2 separate regions of the Homo sapiens genome follow, and region 2 is linked to region 1. Evidence: read pairs that join two places in POLR2A ChIA-PET (ENCODE). Cell type or tissue: MCF 10A. All regions are shown on one strand. Each heading gives the region's core, and the rest is flanking DNA. Links, peaks and the distances in the headings are about the cores only.

Region 1 (2,926 bases), core at 97-2,596:
AAATCTGTAGAAAATCACTGGATCCATAGCTTACATAAAAATCACTTATGCCCCTTTCACATTAATGTTTTCTAAAATGCAATAGGATGGATATATTTAAATTGGGAATTATAATAATTTAAAAAGTATAAGTATAAAATGTTTTACTTTTATAGATGTATGAAGGGGTTGAGGGAAAAAATTATGTTTGGCATGGGAAAAACTGCCAGCTGAATAAAGCACTCGAGGAAATATGGTAAATGAAGCCTTTGTTACTGTAAAACAATAGGCATTAAGTGGCTATTATGTAATGTTATTTCTTATGTCTGATTTGAGTGGCTTGTTGATCTTGGAACTTGAGATATAATTCCTGTAAAAATATTACTTTCACTTGGCTAATCTCAAGACTTTTGATACAAAAATCAAAGACTTTTCCAAATAGATTACCTAGATCAGGAACTAAGTACTGGAGCTACTGAAGCTATGTCAGATTTTTTTTTTTTCCATGTAAGGACTGATTTTATCTACTTAACTATTCCCTATCCTAGTACCCTTCCAGATAAACACAAGTAATTTGCTAACCCAAAAACTGGTTTATTGTAAAATTAACCTAGGCTTGCTCAACCACTGCAAAGGGCAGGCATGTGGCAAAACAATTGATAGGCACATCAGTTGCCTTGGCAAGTTGAATGGATGATTTTAAGTTCGCATTTCCATAGTAGGTCCCTAAGCAGAAGGATTTCTCATCTTTGATGTCAAATGGCCTTAGTGACCAGTGGAGCTAAACAGATGTGGGATAATTTGGGTGCTTTAGGTAATAGTTCTTGTTATGGATTCTGCAAAATAAGCCTCTAAGCGTATGAATCATAATTTCCTATATGTTTTAGGATTTGATGTCTGGGGTTACGTATTTGAACCGTGGAATAAAAGTTGCCGTATTTTTACTGTGTGGCCTGTAAAACTTATTTGTAGCATTCTTTCTCAATAGATGCCTTCTCTCCTGTGAAGTTCAGGCAGGTTAGCCTTTGAAATCAAGGATTTTTAAAGTGAAAAATCAATAGTGACTTTCTTAACATTGGAATCCAGGCTTAAGATCAGAGACCTGCTCTCTTCAGTCCAGTTCTTGGATCTTACTGCTTTTAATGCTATTTTACCAGCATAGCCATGGCCAAAATGCCATTTTAGCAGGTAGACTTCATTTTTCTATAACATTGTGATTATGTATTATTTGATGGCTTCTTGTAGAGGAAGCTCTTTAATCAAGAGCAATTGTGGTTTTTCTTACCTTTTGAGATTTAACCTTACAATTAGTCTACCTTCTCACATCAGATCTAGGGTGATTTAGAGGTCAAAGAGAACAGATACTGAACTGGTTAGCTATTAATATGATACAACTTCTTTATGCCATTTCTCGGATATAGAGACATTCCATGGAATGGGTCCCAGGTTGGAAATCCATGAGGGAAAAGGGTTCTGACTCTTGGCACTGATAAACATATTCAGAAATGTTGTATTCCAGCCAGAGTAAATATATATGCCCTTTATACTTTTTTTCAGTTAGCAGAAGTTACTTCTAAACACTTATTTTGGCATTAAGGAAGCTCGTCATGACCTATTGTTCCAGAAAGATTATAGTCCTCGTTTTAAGCCAGTTCTTTAGTTCCCATGTAAGTGGCATGCCCAGCCTGGAGCTGAAGAAACAACCCCTGCTTTTCAAACCTTCCATTCTTATAGGTGTGTCCAGCAGGCAGTGGCTTGTAGCTGTTCCTTCAGCCACTTAACAGGTTTGATTTCAAAGCTTTTTAATAGAGAAACTAACATGTTTGGAGGGGATTCATGGCCCAACATTTATGGATTTTGTTGGGAAGTCTCAGGTGTGTATTTATCTTAAGTATATGTTAAGGCTATTAGACAAAAGTAATTGTTTGTGCTTTGCTCTGTTTTGTTTTTGCCGTCTAGTCCTAGACTGAATTTCTTAAGATTATCTTAGGGATTGGACTGGGAGGGAGTAGTTCCGAGTCCCGAAGGCTATATATCTCCACTTTCAGTTCCTTTTCTTTGGCTGCCTAAAGAGGAGCACTAAAGAGGAGTCAAGTGATTATAAATTCGGCCAAAAGACAGAGAAACCAAGAGCTGGACGATTAACCTCTGAAACATGGGAAGTTAATTACATTTACAAATACTTGGAGGGGCTATTTATGAGTCATGCATCTCTCTGTGACCCTTTTACTGCTTTGGGAGCTTGTGGATGAGGCTGAATCACTCTCTGAAACCTGATAACCTGATAACCTAGTTTGGCTAAGTTTGGCTTCTGTGAACAGGGTCTGAGGATTTATCACATCACGTCATTTTTTCATTTGTATGCCAAATATTTATTGAGTACCTTTTATGTGACCAGGGCTATGATTATCACCTGGGAAACAAAGATATGTATAGCATGATCCTTTTCTTCAAGTAGCTCAATCTAGTGGGCTTTAGACAGTAATACAAAGAATTAGAGTAACATGCGGTAACTGGTAGATCTGCCAACATCAGCCGAGGAGGAGGGAGGGGGAGGATATCTGTGGAGACAGTTTGATATAGTCTCATTTAATCCTCACAACAATTCTGTGAAGAATATGTTATTATATTTATTATACAGATGAAAAAATTGAGGATTAGAGAAATTACTTAACTGTCCCTAAATCTCACCACTAGTGAGTAGTGAATTTGGATAAAAACTTTACTATCTTATGGCCAAAAGAAATACAGCTCCAACAACATTCTAATTACTGAAAATAATATTTGTAAAGCAAGATTTTAGTACCTTTTTAATTTTATAGGACAGTACCCTCTTGGCAATTCAAAAGATATTTGTAGAATATAGAGCTCTGATAATTTTGATCTTTGGTACAGAAAATGCTGCTGCTGTCTGAGGGAAGAGAGTGAAAAATAGAAGTAGGTTTTA
Region 2 (2,926 bases), core at 153-2,652, 80 kb after region 1:
CCTGGCTGTACAGAGTACTGAGCACATTCTCGTTTAAACATCTTTCTAGTTGTGTGTTTTCTGGAGCAAGCAAATGTAATTTATGCTTCAGAACTAATAAGAACATGTCTTCTCTTGGAATTGCTCATTCATCTAAAATATGTTCATTGATAACTGAGGGGAAGGAGAGTTAATGCATCACAAAACAAAATCATGGTGGGGAGAAATTGTGTCCCTCACTCTTTCCAGAGACTAGTTTCTGATAATTGCTATTAAAGGGACTGAATAATTCTTTTAAAATCATATCCTTTTCTTACTTTATCAAATTGGAGGTGTTTAAAATATATAGTGCAGGTATGGATTCTTAACTGTTTAATAAGTAGCCAAATAAAATAATATCAACCAGTGTCCATTTAATAATCAAGTATCTTTGTAAGCATGTTATTACAATTACTTTCTTCTTAAATCATTAACATTTTCAGTTGTTTAAAAGTATTTCAAAAGAACATATAATTTATCTCAATTTCTTTTATCTGGTATATTTACATACATCTTACTTTGCTTCTTTTTTTTAACATACTTGATTCATTTGTACTCCAATCATGGTACAGAAATGACAGGTAAATTTTACTAAAATCTTAACATTGTAGTAGTTCTGTGATTTGTCCACTTGAATTTTTCCGTCTTGTCTTTGTGGACCATTTGCATTTATTGGAGGTTACACCCATGGCAGCCTATAATTTTATTTTCCTACGAATATAAATTTAGGCTAAAATGTCAGTTTTTTACGTTAACATCTAACTGTGACGTTTCTCAAATTCAAGCCTAATGTTGTTGAATTCCCTAACTTCAATTTATTGTGAATGTATCCCTGGTAAATTTTGTCCACTCTTGTCACTTGGCAAGTTAACATAATAACAAACGTAATAACACGAATTACAAAATGTCCATATATGACACTGCAATCTTATTGACCTAAAAATGCAATGTTGCTTTTTTTAAAGTGTGTTTTTCCTTTTTTTTGCCCCTTGACAAATTTGCATAGAACATTCAAAATGTTCTGTGGCTTTTAAGGCACAGTCTTGCGTTTAAAGTAATAGCTCTGGAATGCCAGAGATTTCAGAAAATTTGCTTTCTGTTGTCCCCTTCCCTTTGCAGCAGTATTGTTTCTACTGCTGCATTCACTCATCTGAGACCCTTGTAATGACCCTTATCCACAGCCAAACTCCAACTGAGAAACCACCCATTCTATCATCACTTGAAGATAAAACCACCCTTTTCATGGCTCCTGCCAGCTTTGCCTCTAAGGCTGAGGCAAACAACTTTACTCTTTGCATTAAGTTCTATCACTGGTGGAGAAGGTTTCACTCTGCCCCCACTGTTGACTGGCCAGAGCTGGGCTGCATGCTCAAAGACTCTGCAGGAGGCTTTGCTGTAACAAGCCAGGTCATGTCCGAAGGCAGTAACTCTTAAGAGATTCTAAGCATAAGGTCAGTTACTTACTTAATGCTAAAGTTATTTGACACTTCAGGCCTGAGCCAGCCATGAGCCTAATGATCCCTTCTTCCCTAAGCATGATGAGTATAACTGTTCCTTGAAAATAATAAGCAGAAAGTGTTTCGGATGCAAAGAAAGTCCCCACAGGCCCTTGTGCCATGCTGGAAGTTAGCCCCTTCCAAAGATCATTTGCTCTGGTTATCAGCTTCCAGATGAGAGTGTTTTCCTCCTGCCTTTCTGTTCTTATTCATTTGAATCTGCTGAGTCTGACCATTGTAATTATCCCTGGTATTCATTTTGTCAAAGTATATTAGTGAGACATCAATAATATGGATCAACCCATTCCCTTTCTACTTGTTTGGTTGTATTGATTCAGTTTAAATAAAAGTCAACCTACTGTATAATGTTTGTTTACCCTGACCCTTGCTGAACATTTCCACATCCTCACAGACTATGTTTGTGTCATTTGTTTGACTAAAAATACTTAGTTTCCCTGGGGTTCCCATGTGACAGTACGCCAGTGTTGGCCTAAGCTAAACTCACTTTCTCAATAGGACTGATGGACGCCGCTGGTCGTTGGCTTCTCTCCCTTCCTCTGGCTATGGGACAAACACACCCAGCTCTACGGTCTCTGTAAGTGCCTGACTTTTTTTTTTTTTTTCTCTTCCTCACAACAACAGAGCTATTACACAGGCAGTGTTTTCTCTGGGTGTTTCCTGGTAGGGAGGAGAAGATAAATTCTGCATGTCTGCCACTCTGAATAAGTGACACATCAAATGATGGCCTGACAAAAATAAAAAGGACATACTTTCGCTGCAAGCTTTTAAACTGTAGTGCATAAATTGAGTAAGTTCCAGGATCACAAGTTTGGAGGAAACTGGAAGCTTTCATTTTAATAACATTTGGTGTAGTTCGGGGGGAAAAACACAATCTAGTTTTATTGCTTTGGTTCCATGCCAGTGACATTATGCTAAAAATGCCATTGAACTTCGATAGACTGGGTCTTTCTTCCTATGTGGCTTAGATAGAGGTTTGTTTTGTTTTGTTTTCTTTCTCCTTCAAAGAAAAAAAAAAGGCAAGTCTTAATTTGTCTGTGCCTTCTAGGTAAGAACTTTCTTTTAAGAAAGAATTAAAACAACTTAGAAGAAGGTTAAGATAAATAAAGACATAGTGGAATTATGAAAATAGGATAGAGGAAAATGGATACTCTTGCCCCAAACTATAACATTTCAACAAGAGACCTAGCAATTACTGGAAACAACTCAGTAGGTTAGATGTATGTTTTTTTAGTTTATGTTAGTGATCATGTGGGATAACTGTATCTGCAGGGCTATAGAAACAAGGTGGTCATTTAGAAGGGCCTAGTAGATTGCAGGTGTTCAATATATGGAGTGATCTGGCTCTCTTTGCACCAGCAAGGAATGTGGACCTAGAGCCTCATTTTGTCAAA

Evidence for each region. ChIA-PET counts read pairs that join two places held together with the same protein. Peaks named below come from ENCODE experiments on the same cell type or tissue, not always from the same donor. Only the 100,000 strongest peaks of a DNase experiment are listed, where the experiment ranks them.
Region 2: POLR2A ChIA-PET joins it to region 1 with 12 read pairs; 5 of 35 experiments call an interaction of 5 or more read pairs at or near these places.

The regions. Positions count from the first base shown.
Region 1 is chr5:67,013,626-67,016,551 of GRCh38, forward strand. All of the region lies in intron 4 of MAST4 (microtubule associated serine/threonine kinase family member 4), which reads left to right. Among named protein-coding and RNA genes, the nearest start is that of MAST4-AS1, 11 kb to the left of the region's middle. RefSeq lists a silencer at 1,396-1,690. In MCF 10A, for the core only: no CTCF peak of the experiment used is centred there; DNase peaks (open chromatin) are centred at 1,546 and 2,246.
Region 2 is chr5:67,093,567-67,096,492 of GRCh38, forward strand. MAST4 (microtubule associated serine/threonine kinase family member 4) reads left to right here. Exons shown (of 29, transcript NM_001164664.2): 7 at 2,031-2,109. Among named protein-coding and RNA genes, the nearest start is that of MAST4-AS1, 91 kb to the left of the region's middle. In MCF 10A, for the core only: no CTCF peak of the experiment used is centred there; a DNase peak (open chromatin) is centred at 1,425.